3 separate regions of the Homo sapiens genome follow, and regions 2 and 3 are each linked to region 1. Evidence: chromatin loops called from intact Hi-C (ENCODE). Cell type or tissue: OCI-LY7. All regions are shown on one strand.

Evidence for each region. Peaks named below come from ENCODE experiments on the same cell type or tissue, not always from the same donor. Only the 100,000 strongest peaks of a DNase experiment are listed, where the experiment ranks them.
Region 2: it touches region 1 in a loop (9-fold over the local background); 101 of 110 quality-filtered maps call a loop at or near these places.
Region 3: a loop joins it to region 1, with 6 times the contacts of the local background. A loop is called at or near these places in 5 of 110 quality-filtered maps.

The regions. Positions count from the first base shown.
Region 1 is chr6:63,759,874-63,767,873 of GRCh38, forward strand. EYS (eyes shut homolog) reads right to left here. Exons shown (of 43, transcript NM_001142800.2): 41 at 2,588-2,760. Among named protein-coding and RNA genes, the nearest start is that of SCAT8, 43 kb to the right of the region's middle. In OCI-LY7, CTCF peaks have their summits at 4,641 (motif pointing left) and 4,850; a DNase peak (open chromatin) is centred at 4,668.
Region 2 is chr6:63,595,476-63,603,475 of GRCh38, forward strand. No RefSeq gene overlaps it. Among named protein-coding and RNA genes, the nearest start is that of PTP4A1, 27 kb to the left of the region's middle. RefSeq lists enhancers at 2,967-3,126, 3,207-3,266. In OCI-LY7, CTCF peaks have their summits at 3,272 (motif pointing right) and 3,472; a DNase peak (open chromatin) is centred at 3,296; H3K4me3 peaks cover 1,350 bases; H3K27ac peaks cover 676 bases.
Region 3 is chr6:63,686,055-63,694,054 of GRCh38, forward strand. PHF3 (PHD finger protein 3) reads left to right here. Exons shown (of 16, transcript NM_001370348.2): 5 at 5,683-5,989. Among named protein-coding and RNA genes, the nearest start is that of PHF3, 54 kb to the left of the region's middle. In OCI-LY7, CTCF peaks have their summits at 3,567 and 3,769; no DNase peak of the experiment used is centred here; H3K4me3 peaks cover 260 bases; H3K27ac peaks cover 2,408 bases.

The DNA.
Region 1 (8,000 bases):
GAAGGGCTTGAAGAATTGAACATCTCCATTAGTAAGAATCAGTTTCAATGGAAATCAGGGACTGGTTGGACCATAAAGAATTGTTGGCATGAGAAAAATGTTTAAGTAGTTTGAACATTTGCCTGTTTCATGCAAAATGACCATGTGTGTGGGTTTCTTTATCTTATGGAATTAGAAATGAGTGAAAAGAAAATTATACTATGAATGGAAAAAATGTGAAAACAAAAAAGGAAACATTTTCAATATTTGCTGGGTTAAAAGTAAAAAACTCACACATTATGGAATCTAACTTGCTATATGTCATTGGTGCACAATAGCTAGAATTTAGTATTTAAACTAGTCCATGAAAAAAGCAATTTACCAATAATATGAGGAAAAAGTAAACTGAGAGGAGATTTTATGATTTAGGAGAGGTTATATGTATAGTTGTAAATCATAAGTTATAACAGGAAAGATAGCTATAACATAAATGAGCAAATAAGCAAGACTTGAGTATATGAGAAAAGTAACTGGACATATTGCCTATCTTGCAAAATGTGTGAACCAGAATTCTTGGTATAATATTTTAATGAGTACTCTGGATTCTAAAGTATTCTAACCAAATTGTTATTTTATAGAATATCAAGGTATATCTTTGGTTAACTTTGTGTTAGAATTCTATGTGGATGTCACCCATTTTCTGGCACCTTTAATGAAATCTTCTAGACTTTCTTTCTGTAAAATCTCATTACTCTGACTATTCCAATATCTATGTACATATGTATGTATGTATGTATATCTATCTATCTATCTATCTATCTATCTATCTATCTATCTATCTATCTATCTAATCTTCTATCTATACATCCATTCATCTATCTTCATCTGCCCTCTATATAATCTATTTATATACATCCACACACCCACACAAATTTTGGGTTAATCTATCTTTCAAACTTTCACTGTCTGAGCCTTTAAGCATCAAAACTGTGGCTTGCCCTATTGTTAAATTCACTAGCCCTTACGTTACTTGTCATATTATTTATTTCCATTTCTAAAAGCTATTCCTTTGGGAGTTATAAAGGTACTCATCTTGGTTAATTTTTGAGTACTCTGCCTTTCACTAAGGAACTATTCTATGAAAACCATCATAATCAGTTTTTATTATTGCTATTAAGTTTAAATATTTAACCGATTTTTTTTTTTTTTTTGCTCTGCACTATATGATGGATGCTAGATACTCAACAGACATGGTCACTGCCCTCAGTTCTATGAAAGACAATCAGGAAAGGCTTCCCTAAATTAGCAAGGTGAAGTGATAGCACCTGGTATGGAGGAGAAGATGAAAGCATTCTAGGCAGAGGGAAGCAACACAAAATCTCTACTCCAGGAAAGAGTGTGGCATATTCTAGGAATTAAGAAACACAATTTCTTAAAGATCAAGATTGATCCCTAATGTCACTATGAGAGACTGATTTATGTAAGCCAGATACAAAACTTCATCTCATTATTTCATAATCACACTCTTAAGACATGATTAAACATTTTTTCCCATAAACTACTATTATTCTAACCCTCAAATGTCTTCCATTTATTAACAATTTTGACTTTTGGACAGTTAAACCTAAGTAGAATATCAAGGAATATAGGAATAAAATGTTTGCATTAATATATTTGATAAAGTGATCTAGAAATATTATTTTTTTCTTACACATATGAATATGATACTACAATAAAACATCCAAATAATGCAAAGGTGGATATAGCACAATTGGTGATTGACTCCTGTACTCTTTTTATCCCAGCCTCTGTTTCTAAAATAGGGAAGAGAGAGCTAAAGCTTCATCTTCTGGGTGGTGGGTGAGGCAGGATAGAGAAATAGTAGATAGTCCAGTCTCAGGAAGCTAGGATATGGCAGGTGGGTCCTTATGTCCCTTTATTTTCCTGGCTTAATCTCTCCAACTTCCTTAACTGGGAGTTTCCTGGATTCCCTAATGCTATTCTGGAAGTCCCAGCCAGGTATTAAAGAGAAGGTAGCTCAGATCTAGAAATACCATTATCCCTTAGCCACAGCCCAGCTTGGGAGCACCCAGAGATTGCTGAGCTCTTTTAGAGGCACTACCATAAGTTGCCCCAGTAGTTAGGACACTGTTGCTTCTTACTGTTACTACTTGACTTGGGGCCATTTCTCCTCTCTAATTTCCCTCTGAAGCTGATGGCCTTGTGATATTTCTGACAGTTTTGAGTGAGATGGAAAATACAGATAGGAGAGGCTCCCAGAGATGAAGTCTTGATCTGGAACTGAGTTATGAACTTAAGCTCACTTGACTTAACTGCATTTAGCACAAAACATTTAGAACATCTACACAAAATAGAGAATTTAGAGTTAATAAATTAAAGCAATACTAAAAGCCATATTTTTTGTACTACTGAATTTTAAGTACTAGTCTATCTGTGAAGTATAATGTCAAATATACTAGAAAAAGAGGACAGTGGATTTGAATTTTATTATATGTACTTTTTTACTTCTCAAAAAGAAAACTGACTTTGAAGTTCCTAATTTTAGTTATATTTGTGGACAGCAAAATGATTTGAAATTCTGCCTCACCTTGTTCACAGTAGATTCCAGTGGTTCCTAGAGGACAGAAACAGGTGTATCCATGAGGTAATGAAATGCAGGTTGCTCCTCTGCTACAGTGGTGTGGAGGGTCATGTTCAGGATCACAGGTAGAAACTGTCTCTGTGCAGAATGATCCTTTCCACCCAGTGGTACAATTGCAGCTGTGGGTTGAGAGAAAGCCGCATGGTTTGAGCACTTGTTTAGAGATGGATACATACTATGTATTGCCCTGATGCTAACTTGTCAATTTTAACTGAAGTTCCAAGAGATCAAAATGAATTGTGATTCAAACCCTAAATTGTCAAAGGAAAGAGTTAATAACTGGTTATAGGATTACTGGACTCCACACCAAAGACTTTAAACGATTCAGAGTGTAAAAATTGAAAGAGAATTTTTTGAGAATTGTTTCTTCAGACAAAATTGCATTGTAAGTCTCTCTCCCAACTCCCACACCACCACCTAAAGAAAAAGCTGTGCATGGTGTTGCTGTCTCCTAACTTCAAGCCTAGTGAAAAGAGATTCAGCAGGACCACTTGGAGAGCTTGGTGTGTTTTTCCCTGGCATTGGCAAACTCACAGGCTCAGCTCCTGGGGTTGCCAAAAGAGCTGCAAACATACTGGAGACAAGTCAAACGTGAGTGAATCCCAGGAAAGGGATGTTCATAGTCAGGAACAATAGCTTGAGGACATATAAAAATGAATCTTGACCAAGAGGTGTCCCTCTAGCTAAAGATACAGTGGCAGTAAGTGGTTTCTGGCTAGAGCAGAAGCTGAGGGGTAATGGGGAATACTCAGCTGAAAGAGACACCTTGTCTGGGTTTAGAGAGTGATATTGGGAGGAGCCCAGCAGAAAACTTTCTGATAGACCCATCAAAGGCAGAGTTGTCAGATAAAATGCAGAGCATCTAGTTAAATTTAAACATAAGTTAAATAATAACTTTTCTTAGTAGAAGTATGTCCTGATATGGTTTGGCTGTGTCCCCACCCAAATCTCATCTTGAATTGTAGTTGGCATAATCCCCATGTGTTGTGGGAGGGACCAGGTGGAGAAAATTGACTCATGGGGGAGGTTTCCCCCATCCTGTTCTCATGGTAATGAGTTAGTTCTCATGAGATCTGATGGTTTTATAAGGGGCTTCCTTCTTCAATGGGCGCTCATTCTTCTCCTTCCTGCCACCATGTTAGGAAGGACATGTTTGCTTCCCCTTCCACCATGATGTAAGTTTTCTGAGGCCTCCCCAGCCATGCTGAACTGTGAGTCAATTAAACCTCTTTCCTTTATAAATTACCCAGTTTCAAGTATGTCTTTATTAGCAGCCTGAGAACGGACTAATACATGTCCCATGCAATATATGAACTTTAAATAAATAATATTTGAGATTTTATTGTTATATCTTGTTATATATATATATATATATATATATATATATTTGATAAACTGTTGTTTGTCAGGGCACCGTGTGTTTATTTTGCCCCCTCCGGCCTCCCTCCCTCCCTCACTCCCTGCCTGCCTTTCTCCCTTTCTCCCTTTCTTCCTTCCCTTTCTCTCCCCACCATCCCCCTTTCTTTCTTCTGAAAACACTACACTAAAGAGTACATGAGAGAAAGGGTTAACTTAAAATTCCTGTCAGAGCCAGAGAGCAATAAACCACCGTGCCAGTCTAAAAAGCGCATTCTAGAATGGGTATGAGGTATAGGGATCAGAATCTGTTAAGCTGGAGGACAGCAGCTGATCACACCTTCCCAGACCTTTTATTTATGTCATAGACTTTTATATGCTTGTTACACCTAAATTAATAGTTGTGCAAAAAACGGAAAATTGTATAGGGTTCTCTAAAATGGAGACAAACAAAATACAGAATTAATCTGCTACAAAATTGCATATTTTGAAGATTATTTTTGAAGATCACAAAGAGTATAGAATGTACAAAGACCTCATACACAAAAAAGGAAATCAGTAACTAATTTCACAAAAGAAATAAAACTATAGTAAAAATTCTTATTAAAGAATTTTTAAACGTGATGCTGTCATTACTTTTTAAAGTGACGATTGCGCCATCTAGTGGTTCATTTTATATCTACTTGAAAAAAGCTTAAAATTATTCTCACTGCCTTATAGACAGAGCTCACAATGGTAAAATATTTTATTTAATTCACTTACACTTTATTGTATATATTTAAGGTATATAGCATAGTGTTATGGGAATAAAACACTTGCTTGGATATTAAAGTAGATAAATCACATTAAGCATAATTTAATATAGATGCCAAAATCTTATTTGAAAAAATAACAAATCGGAGCCTCATATAGTTTGTCTCAGAATTTTTAGGTCTGAAACAATTAGCTATATGTTTAATATATAATTAGTTATTATATAATTCTAATGAGAATGATTTTGTGCAAGGTCAGATTTTTCTTTTTGTTCCTTGGTTTCTATAGCACCCTGTGAAATAGAGATAATAAAAAAATTTCAAGCCTTCATTAGTTATTCTCTACTTTGGGTGATATTTTTCTAACCCTTGATGTTAATTCATTAATATTTCTTCCCTTAACCACATATACTACTCTGCCCTGAGGAGGAGTAGATTTTGTAGAAGTATGTGTGTGAGGTGAGGTGTCTATATAATGGGCAATGTAAAAACAAAACAGAGGTAGGTATCTATTTAAAGAATGTTTATTATTTTTTACAGGCTAGCTGTCTGTGCTTATCTTAGGATTGAGCATAGTATTGTGCTTGATACTGAGATTCTACAACACAGGAGGCTCCATTTTTGACCTCATGGACTTCTGTATTTTGGAGAAATCAGATTAGTAAGGAGACAATTTTAATAAAATGGGACAAGTTCTAAAATGGGTATTATGGTATCCTGTGGATGGGCATCTAAGTAATTTTAGTGAATTACTTAGGGAAGGCTTAGGAAAGGCCGCCAGAGTGAGATTTGCCCGTATAAATGTATGCACTGAAAGGAGGTGTCAAAGGACTTTGAACAGCAGGCTCAGGCAGTTCAACTTTTTTTTTTTTAAAACTATTTATTAACTTTTGTGGGTACATAGTAGGTGTACATATTTCTGGGGTACATGACATGTTTTGGTATAGGCAGGCAATGTGTGATGATCACATCATGGAAAATAGGGTATCCATACCCTCAAGCATTTATCCTTTGTGTTACAAACAATCCAATTATACTTCCTTAGTTATTTTAAAATGTACAATTAAATTATTATTGACTATAGTCACCCTGTTGTGCTATCCAATACTAGTCCTTGCTCATTCATTCTCACTAGTTTTTTGTACCCATTAACCATCCCCACCTCCCTGTTACCTACCACCGTTCTCAGCCTCTAGTGACCATCCTTCTGCTCTCTATCTCCATGAGTTCAACTGTTTTGATTTTTAGAACCCACAAATAAGTGAGAATATGTGATGTTTGCCTTTCTGTGCCTGGCTTCAGTTCAACTTTCAAGTGACATGACAGGTGTATAGAAAATGACACAAATGAGGAGGCACATTTTAAGAATATTGATCTGTTATGTGTAGGATGACTGCATAGTGTAACAATAAGCTCTCTGGTGACGTAATTTTAATCTTAGTGAGATCTTAGCATATTTTTTTTGCTACTAGAAAAGGGGCCAGCAACCTTTTTCTGTAAAGGGCAAGGCAGTTTACAGTTTTGCTTTGTGGGCCATATAGACACTGTTGCAATAACCGAACTCTGCCATTGTTGAAAGCAGCCACAGAAAACACACAAATGGGTGTGGCTGTATTCCAATGAATTTTAGTTACACAAATAGGTGGTAGGCCAGATTTGGCCCATCTACCATAGTTTTCTGACCCCGGCACTCTAGACCATTAATTCCGTAAGAGCAGAGATAGGGTCTGTTTTGTTTTTTATTATTGTCTCAAGGCCCCAAACAGTTCTTGGTTTATTGTAAGTTTTCATTGACTATTCATGGAATAAACACACAAATGAATAAATATAATAGGTCATGGCTGGGATAAGAAAGCAGATGGAGGCAAAAGTCCTGAATAGGAAAATTGCTGTGGGGATGCAGAGGTTGAAGTAGATGTGAGAGGCATTTTCAAGGCTTTGGTAAGTGTGTTAGTATGAAAGAGGAAAAATTATAGTAATGACAAACATTATTTGTCACTTACCATGTGCCAGGCAGTCTTCTAACCTTTCTAGTTTCTCTATTATGTTATAAGAAGGGTACTAGCATCATCCTCATTTTTCAGAGAAGGAATCTAAGGAAGAGAGAGGTTAAGTCTGCTAATGAGCGAGGAAATCCACCTTTTAGTCACCATTTTATGTCTCTCAATCCTGTGGAAATGTTGGGACCATGAAAGAGTATGGTGTTGTTAGTGAAATAGGGACAACTGGATAGCAATATAGTAAAGGGAAAACATAAAGAATCCACTTTTATAAGCTTTATTCCTGGGATGGAGACTGGTTCAACATACACAAATTGATAAATTTGATTCACCACATAAATAGAATTAAAAGCAAAAACCATATCATGTCCTCAATAGATGCAGAAAAGACTTTGATAAAATTCAACTTTCTTTTGTGTTAAAAACCCTCAACAATTAGGCATTGAAGGAACATACTTCAAAATAATGAGAGCAGTCTATGACAAATCCACAGCCCAACATCATCCTGAACGGGTGAAAGATCGAACCATTCCCCTTGAGAACTGCAACAAGACAAGGATGCCCACTCTCACCACTCCTATTCAACACAGTAATGGAAGTGCTAGCCCAAGCAATCAGGCAAGAGAAAGAAGAAAAGATATCCAGATAGAAAGAGAGGAATTCAAGCTATCTCTCCTTGCAGATGATACTATTCTATACTGAGAAAATCCCATGGCCTCTGCCAAAAGGCTCTTAGAACTCATAAATAACTTCAGTAAAATTTCAGAATATAAAATCGCTGTACAAAAATCAGTAGCATGCCTATACACCAATTACATCCAAGGTGAGAACCAAAGCAAGAATGAAATCCCATTTACAGTAGCCACAAAAAGAATAAAGTACCTAGGAATACGGAACCAAGGAGGTGAAAGATCTTTACAATGAGAATTACAAAACACTGATAAAGGAAATCAGAGATAACACAAACAAATGAAAAAAGATTTCCTGCTCATGGAAAGGAAGAATCAATATGGTTAAAATGGCTATACTGACAAAAACAATTTACAGATTCAATGTTATTCCTATCAAACTACCAACATAATTTTTCACAGAATTAAAATATTCTAAAATTCATATGGAAACAAAAAAGAGGCTAAATAGCTGAAATGATCCTAAGCAAAAAGAACAAGGCCGGAGACATCACACTCCCTAACTTCAAACTATACTACAAGCCTACAGTAACCAAAATAGCATGGCACTGGTGCAGAAACA
Region 2 (8,000 bases), 160 kb before region 1:
TTTTGTTTTTTTAGTAGAGGCAGGATTTCGCCATGTTGGTCAGGCTGGTCTTGAACTCCTGACCTCAGGTGATCCACCTGCCTCGGCCTCCCAAAGTTCTGGGATTACAGGCATGAGCCACCTCGCTCGGCCAATAAAATACAATTTTAAAAAAGAAAACTACATTTTGTATGACTTTATCTATATGAAATGTCCAGAACAGACAAATCTATGGACACAAAAAGTAGATGGTGTTTGCCTAGGAATGGTGAAAGTGAAGGAACATGGAAGAGGGCGGCCGTGATGGCTAAGAGATGCAGAATTTCTTTTCGGGGTGATGAAAATATTCTAATATTGATTGTGGTGGTGGTTACACAACTTTGTGAATATTGTGGGAGACATTGAGTTGTACACTGTAAATGGACGAACCATACAGTATGTGAATTATACCTCAGTAAAGTTGTTTTAAAAATTCCAATGGCAGAATCAAGATAATTTTTTAAATTATCTATTTTGGATGTACATACTCCACATGATCTGAATATTTCTATGCTTTTGCAATAATTTTAAATGAAAGGAGAATGAAGGAAATGCCTAACTTTTCAAATAGTTTGTAAATTAATCTAACACATTTGCATTTTAGAGAACATCATAATGACTTTTCTATACAAGTTAATCTGAAATTCATGAAATAGACACAAATTCTGTATCCATGCACAAAAGTGAAGATAAGAAATAAGACAATTTTCAGGAACATTCCCTTAAACATTCTCCTCTGATTTAACCTGGCTTGCCTTACCATGGCAATAGAGAAATCACTAAAACATGCTGTTTAACAGGAAAAAAGTCTCTCAATTTCTGTGAGGAGTGATGTATGATTCTGATCTCTCCTAAGGGTAAATATTATAATATTATATCAAAAAATTATGTAATTATAAGCAAAAGTGGCAGAAAGAAAGTCAGAGTTTAAGAAGTAAGTGCATTATACTGGCCAGGCATGGTGGCTCACTCCCGTAATCCCAGCACTTTGGGAGGCTGATGTAGGCAGATGGCTTGAGACCAGGAGTTCAAGACCAGCCTGGGCAACATGGCAAAACCCCTCTCTACAAAAAATACAAAACTTAGATGGGCATGGTGGTCTGTGCCTATAGTCCCAGCTATTATGGAGGCTAAAGTGGGAGGACAGCTTGAGCCTGGGAGGCAGAAGTTGCAGTGAGCCAAGATTGCAACACTGTACTCCAGGCTGGGCGATAGAGGGAGATCCAGTCTCAAAAAATAAGTGGAAAAAAATAAGTGCACTATAAAGATAATTAAACTGTAGTATAAAATAAACTATACTGAGACTGGGTGCTGTGGCTCATGCCTGTAATCCCAACAATTTGGGAGGTCAAGGCAGGCAGATCACTTGAGGTCAGGAGTTCGAGACCAGCCTGGCCAACATGATAAAACCCCATCTCTACTAAAAATACAAAAATTAGCTGAGCATGGTGATGTGCAACTGTAATCCCAGCTACTCAGAGAGCTGAGCCTTGAGAATCGCTTGAACACAGGAGGGGGTGGTTGCAGTGAGCTGAGATCCTTGCCACTGCACTCCAGCCTGGGTGACAAAGTGAGACCCTCTCTCACAAAAAAAAAAAAAATTAATTATAATGAAAATACAAAAAAAAAATAATGTTACAATATCATACTGATACTTCCAACTCAAATTCAGAACTACAGGGATTTTTTTAAAGATTTTAATTGTTTTTAATTGACAATTATATATATTTGTGGGGTACAATGTGATGTTTTGATATATCTACGTATTGTAAAATGATTAAATTAAGCTAATTAAATCCATCACCTCACATACTTACCATTTTTTGTGGTATATTTAAAATTTGCCCTGTTAGCAATTTTGAAAGATACATTATTAACTATAGTCACCATGCTGTGCGATATATCTCAAAAACATGTTTTCTAACTGAAACTTTGTACCCTTTGACCATCTCTCCATGTTCCCACCCCCATAATTAATTATATTAATCATGCAATTAATTATATAATTAATTATATTAATCATGCAATTAATTATATAATTAATTATATTAATCATGCAATTAATTATATAAGTAATTAAATAAGGCTAATTCATTAGGTGCCCCACAAAGGAATAGTTATTTCTTGAGCTCTGTGCCACGTGGTTTAGTAGCTCATTCAGAATGGCTTTACTTCCAGTAACTAAGGAATAGAGAATAGCTGTTGTATTATTATTCCTAGATTTAGTCAAATAACTTGTTTAAACTCTGGTAACTCTTAGTGATGTTAGATGATGAAAATCAAGTGGGAAATTTAGTCATATTTCCATCTATTCCATCGGTCATGCTTGAATGAGATAATTTGGATGAATAAATCTTGATTGCCAATCCCTCAGCATTTCTACCTTCTTCCTTATACAGAACACTGATTTGCTCAGGCACTGTGAAATATTAAGAGAATGAATCATGTTTGATCCAAGCAGTGGTTCTCAACCCTGGCTGCACATTATAATCTCTGCGAAAGCATTTTACAAATATTGAGCCACAGCACCACCCCAAAACAATTCGATCAGAATCGTTGCAAGTTGGGTGCGGGTGCAAATACGTTTTAAAATGTTCCCTGTTGTGCAGCCAAGGACAGGACCACAAGTCTGAGCCAATCATGGCAATTTAGCTCCTTTATCAGTGACCAGGGGAAGATGCCTGATCTGACCTAGGAGACTTAGAGGGGAATTCTGTTAGAGGCTTCTGGTAAAAACAACATTCTTTCCTGAAACAAGAGAAGATTGTATGGAGAAAGACTTGTAAGTACCCGTGCGCTTGCTTGCTGCTTGGAGCAACGTCAGGTGAGTAGGGAACGCTCGGTTGTGGTGGCCATTTGCAACTATCAGGGAAGACACCTGAAGCAATAAAGACAGCCGAGCACGAAGATCGAAGAGTTCCAAGAGACACTGTAATGATAATGAGAATAACTAATTTACTATAGGAATTAGGACTTACACGAATATGAAAAGAGTTGCAAAAGTGAAGGTCTGGAAGGGAGAGTCAGAGAATCAGAGAAATAGGCTGAAGAGTCCACTGAAGCACTGATGTGAGTAACAAACTGCAGCTGGCCGAGAAATCCAGGAAATCAAGCGTGACCAGTTGCCAAAGTGGGACTGCAAAGAGCGTATTCATGGAGGGTCTCGAAATTGCCATCTCTGGGGAAAGGTTCGTCTTTGTGTAGCTATCGCCTACACCCTGGGTCAGGGGCTGTTATTGATCAGCCGAACCAGCAGGTGGCAAGAGAGGCAAGACACAGAATGGAGAACAGCAGGACAAGCTGGGACTCGCAGCATCTGTCTCTACCTGTCGCCCGGTTTCACAGCAATGACCTTTTGAGCACAGTCGCTTCAGTTTCATTCACTTTTCAAATCTCATACACATTCCTCTTTTGTTCAATTCTAACCTAGAACCATATAGGGAAGAGGATTCTGGGAAATGTAGTTCCCATCCTTAGCCAAGAAATGGGATAAACAAGCAAGTTATAATCCTTATGGAAAGTCTAAATTTCGTGGTTAAAAATCATCAATAAAGTCAAGTTTGAGATAATACCAGCTGAGTACTTCTCAGAACCTTGCCGTCTCCATTATTTATAAATGCAAATCAATTTCTTTACATTTGTAGGCCCATGCTTCTTTTTAAGTTCTGGTACTTCCCTCTTACAGAGATAAATTGGTAATAAGCACACACTATCGACAAAGAGTAAAGGTTAGGGACAAAAATTCAAAGGCTAAGAAGGATTTAAAAAATTAAAATTTGAAGAAGCAGATTGATGTTAAAAATAAAGATTGATGGGAATTAAAACATTCAATAGATAGGAAAAACAGACTGAAGTAGGAATTAAAAACAGGAAACTTCTACTTTTAAATGTGTTGAGGTTAAAAAGTAGAGAGAAGCAAACCAAAAAACGGGGAAAGAGAGAAAAAAGCGGGGAGAGACGGTACAAGGGAGAAAGACTGCAATACGTTTGAGTTCCTGGTTCCAGATACCTTTGATGCTAACTGTACTGCTGATCTTAATAGGGTTTTTTGGTTTTATTTGGTTTGGTTTTTGAGACAGTGTCTCACTCTGTTGCCCAGGCTGGAGTACAATGGTGACATCTCGGCTCACTGCCACCTCCGCCTCCCGGGTTCAAGCAATTATCCTGTCTCAGCCTCCTGAGTAGCTGGGATTACAGGCACATGCCACAACGCTCAGCTAATTTTTGTATTTTTAGTAGAGACAGGGTTTCACCATGTTGGTCAAGCTAGTCTTGAACTCCCGACCTCTGGTGATCTGCCCTCCTCGGCCTCCCAAAGTGCTGGGATTACAGGCGTGAGCCACCGTGCTCAGCCAGGGTTTGTTTAAATGAGCCAACAAATCCCCATTTTTTGCCCAAACTAGTTCCCTAAACTGGGGTTTTTTGATTTACAAACAAGAGTAATAATGGATTTTATTAGACAAATACTCTTGGAAATTTACCCAGTTATTTATTGCACTAATTTTAGTTAAATGAATGTTTTAATTTTTTTTTTAACGTTTGATTTGGTTATTTTCCAATTGATTTTTAATCCTTCCTCCTTGGAAATCCTGCTTTCTATTCTTCCTTTAAAGGTAGTAATTCCAAGATTTGAAGAATGATAATAATACTATATAGAAGTAATTCCTAGGACTATATGATATGCAATACCTCAAAACTAATCACACTTGTTCTTCAACTATACAGTGGATAAAAAATTCAGAGACGTAGTCTAGTATTTTGAAGACAGCACATTATCATTTATGCCAAGAAGAAAACGTCATGACTCAAAAAGTGAAACTAGTAAAGCTTTTAGGCAAAGCTCTAAGGGGAAGAGTATTCTGTACTGCCTTACAAAGTAAGTATACTTCCTGTTTGTGGGAAGAACAATGAAGAGAATACAAGGGCGTCCAATGTTGGTTCACTTTATGAAAACCCAACATTTTTAAAAATTGTGTTATTATTATTGCTATCATTTTGAGACGGAGTCTCACTCTGTCGAGCTCTGTCGCCCAGGCTGGAGTGCAGTGGTATGATCTTGGCTCATTGCAACCTCCGCCTCCTGGGTTCAAGCGATTCTCCTGCCTCAGCCTCCAGAGTAGCTGGGACTACAGGCACCCACCACCATGCCCAGCTAATTTTTGTATTTTTAGTAGAGACGGGGGTTTCACCATGTTGCCCAGGATGGTCTCGATCTCTTGACCTCGTGATCCGCCTGCCTCGGCCTCCCAAAGTGCTGGGATTACAGGCATGAGCCACCATGCCTGGCCTTTTTTTTTTTTTTTTTTTGTAACACAGAGTCTCACTCTGTCTGTCAGGCTGGAGTGCAGTGGCGTGACCTCGGCTCACCGAAACCTCCACCTCCCGGGTTGAAGCGATTCTCCTGCCTCAGCCTCCTGAGTAGCTGGGATTACAGGCACCGCTACCACACCTGGCTAATTTTTTTTTGTAATTTTAGTAGAGGCGGAATTTCACCATGTTGGCCAGGTGAAAACCCAGGGTAAGAATGCTCAGCTGCTGCAGAATAGTCATCTGTTCAACTAACGTTAATTGTTCCCTCTTGAGGTACAAAACACTACCAGAGACCAGACCCAAGGGACTATGTATGTGGAAAGAAGAAACTGGAAGCTTCCAATTGGTACTAACAAAATTTCAGAATCTGGAGGCTAGCAACTGATCCCAAACTCTTTTTTGTTTGTTTTTCATTGGAGAGTGAGAGTGAAAGAGGACAAGTCAGAGAAGGAGAAGCAATTTTTTTTTTTTTTCCTTAAGACAGGATCTATCTCTGTCACCCAGGCTGAAGTGCAGTGGTGAGATCATAGCTCACTGCAGTCTCCATCTCCTGGGCCCAAGCAATCCTCCTGGCTCAGCCTCCTGGGTAGATGGGACTACAGGCACACACCACCACACCCAGCTAATTTTTTATTTTTTGTAGAGATGGGGTCTCACTATGTTGCCCAGGCTGGTCTCAAACTCCTGGGCTCAAGTGTTCCTCCCTCCTCAGCCTCCCAGAGTGCTGGGATTACAGGTGTGAGCTGCCTTGCATGGCCTGTTTTATAGTTTTAAAAAAATTGATACATAATAATTGTACATATTTATAGGGTCCATGTGATATTTTGATGCATGCATATAATGTATAATGATCAAATCAGGGTAATCAGGATATCCATCACCTCAAACATTTATCATTTCTTTATGTTGAGAACATTTCAAATCTTCTTGTGCAGCTATTTTGAAATACACAATAAATTATTTTTAACTATACTCACTCTTCTATCCTCTTTTCTACATGTTTCACTTATGTATTGTGGTATTAAGAAAACACTCCAAAACTTAATGGCTTAAAACAACAATCATTTCCTTATCTCTCATGGTTTCTGTGGGTCAGAAATTCAGGAAAGCCTTGGTTAGATGGTTCTGGCTTGGGTTTCTAATGCAATTGTAGTGAGACACTGACTGTACCAATGAAGGGCTGAAGCAACTGGGGGCAGGTCAAGCATCTCTCTCCAAGTAGTCTCAGGGTCTCTTTATATGAGCTACTTTAGGCTTCCTCAAAGTATGGCAGCCTCAGAATATTTAGGCTGCTTATATGTGGGTGGCATCCCTCAGTGTGATCCTTAGAGATCAAGGTGAACATGTGGCATATTTATTACCTATCCTTAGATGTCACATGGCATCCCTCTGCCATATGCTTTTGGTCAAGGCAGTCACAAAGACTTGCCCAGGTTGGAGAGGAGAAGTCATAACCTACACCCCATCTCTCAATGGGAAGAAAGAAAATGTATGGTAAGAAGAGAGGTGAGATAAAAGATACTGTTGTGGCCACATTTGGAAAATATAATCTGCCACACTGCACCTACCCTTTAACATGTATTTTGTTTTTAGTGCTTCTGAATTGTCCTCAGCACTGTTTAAACCGAATTTCATCTTCATTGTTATAAATATCCACTGGTGAGTAATAAGACAAATGAAAGACAGTGTGTTTTTTCTAAGGCTCCACATCCAACCAACAATAGCCATGCCCATGTCTGTAAACTCCCACCAATCCCCTCTCTATTCCTATTTGAAAATAACTGGAATTAATGAGTTTTATTTTGATAAAGGTCCCTGCAAACCATAGCAGTCACTTTATTGCCTATCTAATATACCAATTTTATGGGCCATATACTATAGGCAAACCACAATATATCAGTAGAATATTACAGTTAAATAAGCATCAAAATATTGATGCATATACTAGATTTTATTATAATTTTCACTTTTTCCAGTGGCTTTGGAATCTTGCTACACTTTCAGAAATATAAGAACTTCTAGAATGGGAATATGAGTGACTTATTTCCTTTAGTCTTTTTTTGTGTTTTGTGCTCTTCAAATTTTTCTATAATAAAGCATTTATTAATTTTCTTTTGTTGTTGTTGTTTTCTGAGATGGAGTCTCACTCTATCACCCAGGCTGGGGTGCAGTGGCATGATCTCGGTTCACTGCAACCTCCACCTCTCAGGTTCAAGTGATTCTCGTGCCTCAGCCTCCCAAGTAGCTGGGATTACAGGTGTGTGCAACCACGCCCAGTAAATTTTTATATTTTTATTAGGCACAGGGTTTCACCGTGTTGGCCAGGCTGGTCTCGAATTCTTGACCTTAGGTGATTCACCCACCTCGGCCTCCCAAACTGCTGGGATTACAGGCCTGAGCCACTGCGCCTGGCCGTTACTTTTCAATCACGAAAAAAATAAAGTGAAATAATAAAAAGAATAATAAAATAGTGAAATAATAAAAAGAATTGCCCTTGGGACCTTCTTTAGTTACTTTTCTTTTTATCTTTTTACATTATGAAACACTATTCACGTAGCAAAAAGTATGAAAATAAAAAGGGTACATTATGAAACACTATTCACGTAGCAAAAAGTACGAAAATAAAAAGGGCTAGGCACAGTGGCTCACGCCTGCAATCCCAGTAATTTGGG
Region 3 (8,000 bases), 74 kb before region 1:
ATAAATGATAGAAAGATGGATCTACTGAATTTACAAATATATCATCCTAGAACATTTAAAAAAGCATAGTCTGGCCAACAGCTGACATACATGGAAATATTTTGTCATTGTCACAGGTTAGACAGTGTAATTTAGCCACTGCATCTGCAAAAAAGCCAAACACTTCCTGGTAATTGGAAAATTGTTATACTGCTTTGGGTCTGTAAGTTATATATTAATTCATTTGGTGTGAGAAGAACTAGTAATAAAGTATGAAGGTCATAATGGAAATTCTATTTTTCTTTTGAAGTTTTTTTTTTTCTTAAAATGAAACATATTAAAGAACACCATTTCATAACTATCAAACTTTATCTTGCAGTGAAATTTGACAGCTAAACAATTGTTAGATTACCCAGGTCAACATGAAATAGAGTGAAAAACGTATTTCTTTTTTTGAATGTTTTAAATAATTTTTTGTGAATTCTAGTCTTTTTAAAATTTGAGATGATTTTAGCACTGACTTTCATCATTCTTTCTAGTATTCAGTGATTTGTAGTTTTATGACACTGCACCCCTCAATCCCCAATGTGTTTTTTGTTAGCTTTTTAAGAAAAGGAAAGCAAGAGATGAAGTGGAGTTTGCAGCTACCAGATTATTCTGTTCAAGTGTTCATATTGCTGTTGGAACTTCTTTCAATGCTGATATGATAAAAGAACATTATAATTTGTATATTATATTCTTCTTATCCTTATTCATGAAAGTGTGCTAGAGTGATTTTTCCCAGCACTATCTTAGTACATAAAAATGAAGCTCTTTAGGGAGGGACAATTTAGTAAAGTGTGTTGTAACATATTATTTTGGTGGTGTTAGGGTGATTGGGGAGATCGGAAAGGAGATGTTGGGGCTATTGTGTAAAATAAGTTTTATGTCAAAGTATTTCTTCATTTGTGATCCAGCCCGTGGCCTATTTTTAGCGTCAAGGGTTAGTTTATAACAATATATTCCAGTTTTTAAAAGTTGTCACTTGTTTGAATACAGTGCTACATTCACTGTCACTTACATGCTCTTAATTATATGGTTTTTTTATTTAAAACACCTTACTCAGCCAGGCGCAGTCGCATGCCTGTAATCCCAGCACTTTGGGAGGCTGAGGTGGGCGGTAGGCAGATCACTTGAGGTCAGGAGTTCGAGACCAGCCTGGCCAACATGGTGAAACCCCGTCTCTACTAAAAATACAAAAGTTAGCTGGGTGTGCTGGTGCATGCATATAATCCCAGCTATGTGGGAGACTGAGGCATGAGAATCACTTGAACCTGAGAAATGGAGGTTGCAGTGAGCCGACATTGAGCCACTGCACTCTAGCTGGTGACGAAGTGAGACTGTCTCCATAAATAAATGAACACATTACTCAAATATTCTGAAGTGGGCCTGCTGTTTTCAGGCAAAAGAGAATTAAGAGTTAGGTGGTGCTTTTAAGTGCTCCTTTAAACCAGCCTTTTTCTCTCTGCCAGAATCTTTAAAAAATTATCATGTGGACAGAGAGATGGAATAGGTGCCTTAAGTAAATGAATTTCTAACATGAAACTTTGGCATAGAGTTGGAAGCCATGTTAGTAAGTTATAATGTAACGTACTAACCTTGTAGATAAAGTTCCAGTCCAGTCTTCAGGAGTTTGCCCAGGCTTTTTAATGATGACTCATGCTTCACCAACATTTAATAATTTTCCTAAATTAAGAGTAGGTGTTAGTCCCTTTGTTGTTGTTTACTTGCTGCCACCTTTTGGATCTACTGTATAGAATCTAGAGTGTTTTTGCTCAAGTCTGTAGAATGACTTAGAATGTCAGGTGCATAGAGATTTTGGGTTTACACTCTGTAATTGATGTGAATAATTTAACATTGGAAACAATTATGGAAGCAGAATTTTCGATTACTTCAATTTTGTGAATTAAAGCCTTCCTGGCTAACACGGTGAAACCCCGTCTCTACTAAAAATACAAAAAATTAGCTGGGCGTGCTGGCGGGCGCCTGTAGTCCCAGCTACTTGGGAGGCTGAGGCAGGGGAATGGCGCGTGAACCCGGGAGGCGGAGCTTGCAGTGAGCCGAGATCATGCTACTCCACTTCAGCCTGGGTGACAGAGCAAGACTCCGTCTCAAAAAAAAAAAAAAAGCCTATGTAATTGTTTTTTTCCCCTCCCCTCCCCCTCCCCTCCCCCCTTCCCCTCCTCCCCCCTCCCCTCCTCCCCCCTCCCCTTCCCCTTCCGTTCCCCTCCTCCCCCTCCCCTTCCCCCTCCCTTCCCCTCCCCTCCTCTTCTCTTGTTTTTAAGACAAAGTCTCACTGTTGCCCAGGGGTGGAGAGCAGTGGTGTGATCTTGGCTGACTGAAACCTCCACCTCCTGAGTTCAAGTGATTCTCCTGCCTCGGCCTCCCAAGTAGCTGGGATTACGGGCAAATGCCACCATGCCCAGCTTATTTTGTATTTTTTGTAGAGATGGGGTTTCACCGTGTTGGCCAGGCTGGTCTCGAACTCCTGAATTCAGGTGATCCGCCCGCCTCAGCCTCCCAAAGTGCTGGGATTACAGGCACAAGCCATGGCGCCCAGCTGATTGTTGTTTTTACATATTAACTAGCCTTCACTACTACTGTGATTCTACTACTTTGATACATTGTGCTTGTATACATTTCGTTTACTCAGAAAATGCACCTGTCATGCAGGTTGCAATTTTCCTATTCTAATCCTTGTGTAAGAATATAAATTTATTAGAAAGGGCATGTTTGGAAATAATTTTGATCCTTCTCTTTGATTTCATGCACTAGATACATTGAAAGCTGTTTGTTAATATGACACATTTTCTAGCATTTGCAACAGCTTTGCCTCTGTAAAGACTATATAAACGCTTTATCATTTTACGTATTGCAGTTGAAGTTAGTTTCCTTGTGTGTGCTCCCAGTTGGAAATTATATTTTGTAATATAGCTGTGTCATGGCTAGATGTGATATTAATCATAAGCAACTTCTATGCATATCCTAAAGACAGTAGACCCTTAAAGAAGCAACATATGCTAGATTTTTATTGCTTCCTTTTATTTTCCTGATTCAAACTTACATCAAAGGTGTATGATTTTAAAGACCAGATTATTTAATCCTCTGATTTTTAAAATTAATGCAACTTTTGAACTTCTTTTAAACGTAAGTCAGTTGGCATTTTGTAAGGAGGAAGTCTTAGTTTTTTCATGTTATTTACCTTGTGGTTTCTGTTTTTCTACTTCTCCAGAAGATGCTTGAGTTTTTAGTTTGCATTACACTTTCTTGGCCCCAATTGTAGAAGACTAGTATATCAGATAATATTTAAAAAACAAACAGACTTAGAAAATGGATTTATAGCTTTCAAACAAGAAAACTTCTGAGAAGAAATTTTCTTCTAGAACAAATGATTCTATTTTTCTCTGCAGATTGTTAGTAACAAAAATGATTTAATGTTTATGTGACGTAGAATTCTCTGATCTTAGAAGAGTGAGTCTTTTCTCTCTCTCAAAAACTCTTAAAACTGCATTTTTTAACCTAAAATATAAACTATTAAGATACATCTGTAGATGGCACTAGAGTTTTGCTTTTTATAGCCTCTCAAGTTTGAATGAGACATTTCCAACTTGAAATGAGGCTTATTGAAAGAATTGCTTGATAAATTTCACGATCATCAAACCACTCTTCCCTGGTTGTGAAATAAAAATGTGAAAATTCCTTAATATGTGCTTTATATTTTGACCTTTAGGTTTGGATTTGGAACAATAGCATTATTTGTACTGTAGGTTTTTAAGTCATGTCTCACTGAAACTATCCCAGACTTGCTTTGAAGAAATCTTAATATACCTTTGATTGTGGAAGTAAAGGGAAATCATTAGCTTTCCTTCAGCATTTCAGAAACATTCATGTTAGACAGTTGCTTTCAAGAAATAGCAGTTAGCCCATTGTTAGGAAAGCTACAATGCTCATTACAAATAATCATTTTTAATATTTTAGCTTTGCAACTCGAAGTGGGAGAACTTTTAAACACCTGCATTTCAAGCTTTATTCCACTTTTGCTAGAATATCTGTATCATTATGGGCCCATCAAAAATCTCAAACCTGTAGGAATTATTTCTGTCTTCTAAACGTGTGTTAACATTGTTCGAAAGTTTTCTTGCTTGTCAACCCCAAATATTCTATATTATTTTTTTAAACCAAATTAATCCCTAGGGAAATGAGGACTTAACCTGCTAAAGCTAGCACAGGTATTACCAGCAAGGATAAAGAATGATAAGTTATAGATGTGATGAAGTCAAGTCTCAAGGCATAGTAGTGGTTTTATACACAATAGGCACATGAGGAAGAAGAAAAGGAAGTGCTGTTATTGAGGAATGAGGTATTTGGCAAGACTTTAAAAACACTGTAAGGATTGGAACTCACTCTTGTAGTTTTTACAGTTTTAACATTAAAACAGTACCTCTGGTATATTTTGAATTGACCATATCACCCAGTGTGTTACCTTCAATATCCTCTCTCTTGGATTACAGCTTTTTGAAAGGAGCTTGGTACTATTGGTGGTGCCACTATTATCAAAATCAGTAGCACGGTCTTTAGATTGTTAAAGTACATACCTAAATCCTTCTAAGTCTTTCAGCTGTATCATAAATTGCTAGCCTGAAGATGAAAAAAGGACAAAGTTAAGGATGGTTGTCTGAAAGCATTGCAGCTTTCCTAACCATGGGTTAAAAAGCAGGTAAATTAAATTGCTGTGTATATATCTCATTTGCTATTATTTTCAAAAGTAGTTATAGATACTCCTTTTAAACTGGAAAGATAGAAGCTTTTTTAGAGTCATACGTTTCACATCCCTGGACTTTTCCTATTGGTTAGTGAAGTTATTACTTAGCTAAAAGACAGTGATGGGAAAACTTTTATAAGGAGATTGGGAATTAAATCCAACCCAAGTACTAATATTTTTATGTTAAGATAGAATAGTGATCTTTATTTGGAAAAAGAAATTTATCTAAAACACATGGTCATTAGTAAGGAAGTCCTTTGAACTTAAAAGTACAGAAAAAGATTCTTTAGCTGAATCAGCGTGACACCATGAACCAGAATATTTTGAGGTTATCTAGGTAAGGTGGCTAATAAACAGTTTGAGAGGCTCCATCATGCTAGTTTTTGAGTTCCATTTTTGTTACTATTGTTGGTTTTTTCTTTTATTTAAAACGATTTGTTGGATAAACAATTCTTCCCAATTTTATATGTGATGTCACGTCTGTGGTGAGGTAGGTAGCTGTAACTTTGATGGATTGTCCGTGATGAAATTATTACCAAGATCTTACCACCCTTCTCAGTGGATAAATTTATTGTTAGTCTATACTTTGTTATTGTTTATAGTATTCAAGACTGACAAAGGCCAGTTGTCTTTTCTTCCTGATGGTTTATTGTCCCCTCCCTCCCCCAGCATTTTCTCATTCATACCAGAGGAGAAATATTTGAGGTCTTAAAGGTATCATTTTAATAGAATATTATTTTCTTTGAAAACTTGCTGTATGTTGAACTTATGGAACGGATAGAGATGGAAAACATGCAAAGTTTCAGAAAATCAGATATTGAAAATTTAATTTAGCCTCATTTTTGACATAGATTTTCTTGTTAAAAAAAGGGATAAAAGTTTTTTGGTGTTCTGTTTTCCAGGTTTATGGTTGGCTGTGGGAGATGTGATGACTGGTTTCATGGTGATTGTGTTGGGTTAAGTCTTTCTCAAGCACAGCAGATGGGCGAGGAAGACAAAGAATATGTCTGTGTAAAATGTTGTGCTGAAGAAGACAAAAAGACTGAAATACTAGATCCAGATACTTTGGAAAACCAAGCTACAGTTGAATTCCATAGTGGAGATAAAACAATGGAGTGTGAAAAGCTTGGATTATCAAAACACACAACAAATGATAGAACCAAATATATAGATGATACAGTGAAGCACAAGGTCAAAATTTTAAAACGGGTGAGCTCTTCATTAATGCATTATTTTGTTTATTTAAGAGCTTTTTGTATGGACTGACTGCAATAATTTTGAAATTTCTCTTTAGAAGTTTTAATGTTCTTTTACATTTTCAAATTTAGTTTTCCATGAAAGTGAATAGGTTTTTATTTAAAATTTTTTGTCAGTCTTGGTGAAATCAGATGGTGACTTTTAGAATATGCAGGCCTTATCTCTTACAGTCTTTTTTGCCATTTCTAGCCCCTAGTTTGGTACTTGAATTTTCTGTTGTAGGATGTGTGTGGATCTTGTGGCCATTAAGTGTAAATTGTGCTTGCTAAGTTGTTTTAAAAAAGCTTTTCAGTCCATAAATATCTACCAGCCCTTTGACCATTTGGCATTATTTTTTTGACTACCTTCTGAAAGTATTTTCTAAATAGAAATTTCAAGATATTTAGGCTTTAATAGGAGAAATGTATAAAGGACACGGCATTTTATCTGATTAAATTTTCTTTCCTCATTGTCTACCTTTTTATTACCTATCACTTTTTTAGTCGTTAATTTGTTATTCTTATAGAATACTGATAGAGAGGAGAAACAGTGGCAACACATGTATGTGGTTAGGCAAGTATAATCCAAAACGCAAAGAACATGAATCTTAGAGTTGGAGCTTTAGAAATCTTTTGGTCCAATCATTTTGATTTATTAATATGCCTTACAACATTTCTAGGAAGTGATGATCTAGTTTCTGTTTGAAATCCATTGCAAGGGGATACATCTTCATTTTTAAGCATCTAATTGTCAGAAAGTTGATCAGTTTGAGCTGAAATTTGCATCCCTGAATTGAAGCCTCCTTATTAAAACTTAATTTCTCTGCAACACGATATGGAAGTTAATTTAGATTGAAGAGCATGAGGATGTGTTCTCCAGAATCTTACCTATTAACAAATCCGTTTCTTTCAGGCATTCCTTGTACGACAAATCTGGATTAAGTTCTAGTTTGTCATATCCTTGTGGCATCTAATATTTTTTGTCTGTCAAGACTTTTTGAAAATCAGATTCTGTCCTTCTGATACGTGTTATTACTTTGTTGATTTGATCATCAAAGTAATTGATAATATGGATCTGAGAGCCACAATGAGAACAGTTTATAGCATGTCTTTGGAAAACTTCTATTTATTATTAACTAGTATTAATAATCACCTCTTACGTACAGCTTCTTGGCCATATACATATGCAGTACAATGAGAAATATAGCTCATTGTATTGACCATAGCTGAGTTGTCTCTGTCTTGCTTAAAAAGACATCATAAAGGCTGAGTGCAGTGGCTCACACCTGTAATCCTAGCACTTTGGGAGGCTGAGGTGGGCGGATCGCCTGAGGCCAGGAGTTTGAGACCAGCCTGGGCAACATGGTGAAACCCCGTCTCTACTAAAATACAAAAATTAGCCGAGCATGGTGGTGCATGCCTGTAATCCCAGCTGCTTGGGAGGCTGAGGCAGGAGAATCGCTTGAACCTGACGGAGGTTGTAGTGAGCTGGGATTGTGCCACTTTATTCCAGCTTGGGCAAAAGAGTGAAACTCCGTCTCATAAATAAATGAAAAGACATCATAAAACGTTAACAATTTTAACATTTTGAGAACCTCTTTATCCAGTCTGTATCAGAAAAGAATCTGAGGTGAGTCTGATTTTGTAAATGTGTGCACCATACAAGTGATCACTGCTTCCTTTTCTTTTTGATGTGAACTGTTGACTCTCTCTTGGACTTGTCTGATGTTAGTTTATGGAATCTGCTTTTCTTATCCCTAGATTTTTATGTTGAACTATTTATTGAGTTTCTGTTGTGTGGCATAGCACTACGTGCCTTGGGTGTATAATATTGAAGTATATTCCTGCTCTCAAGAATGTCTAGTTGCAGACAAAAACCAGACAAATAAATAAAAAATTAGAGGATTCTTAGTCTAGAGAAAAGCACTATTTTGATTGTACCCTATTTTAAAACCTGAGTATATGTCTGACTATATAGCGTTCCT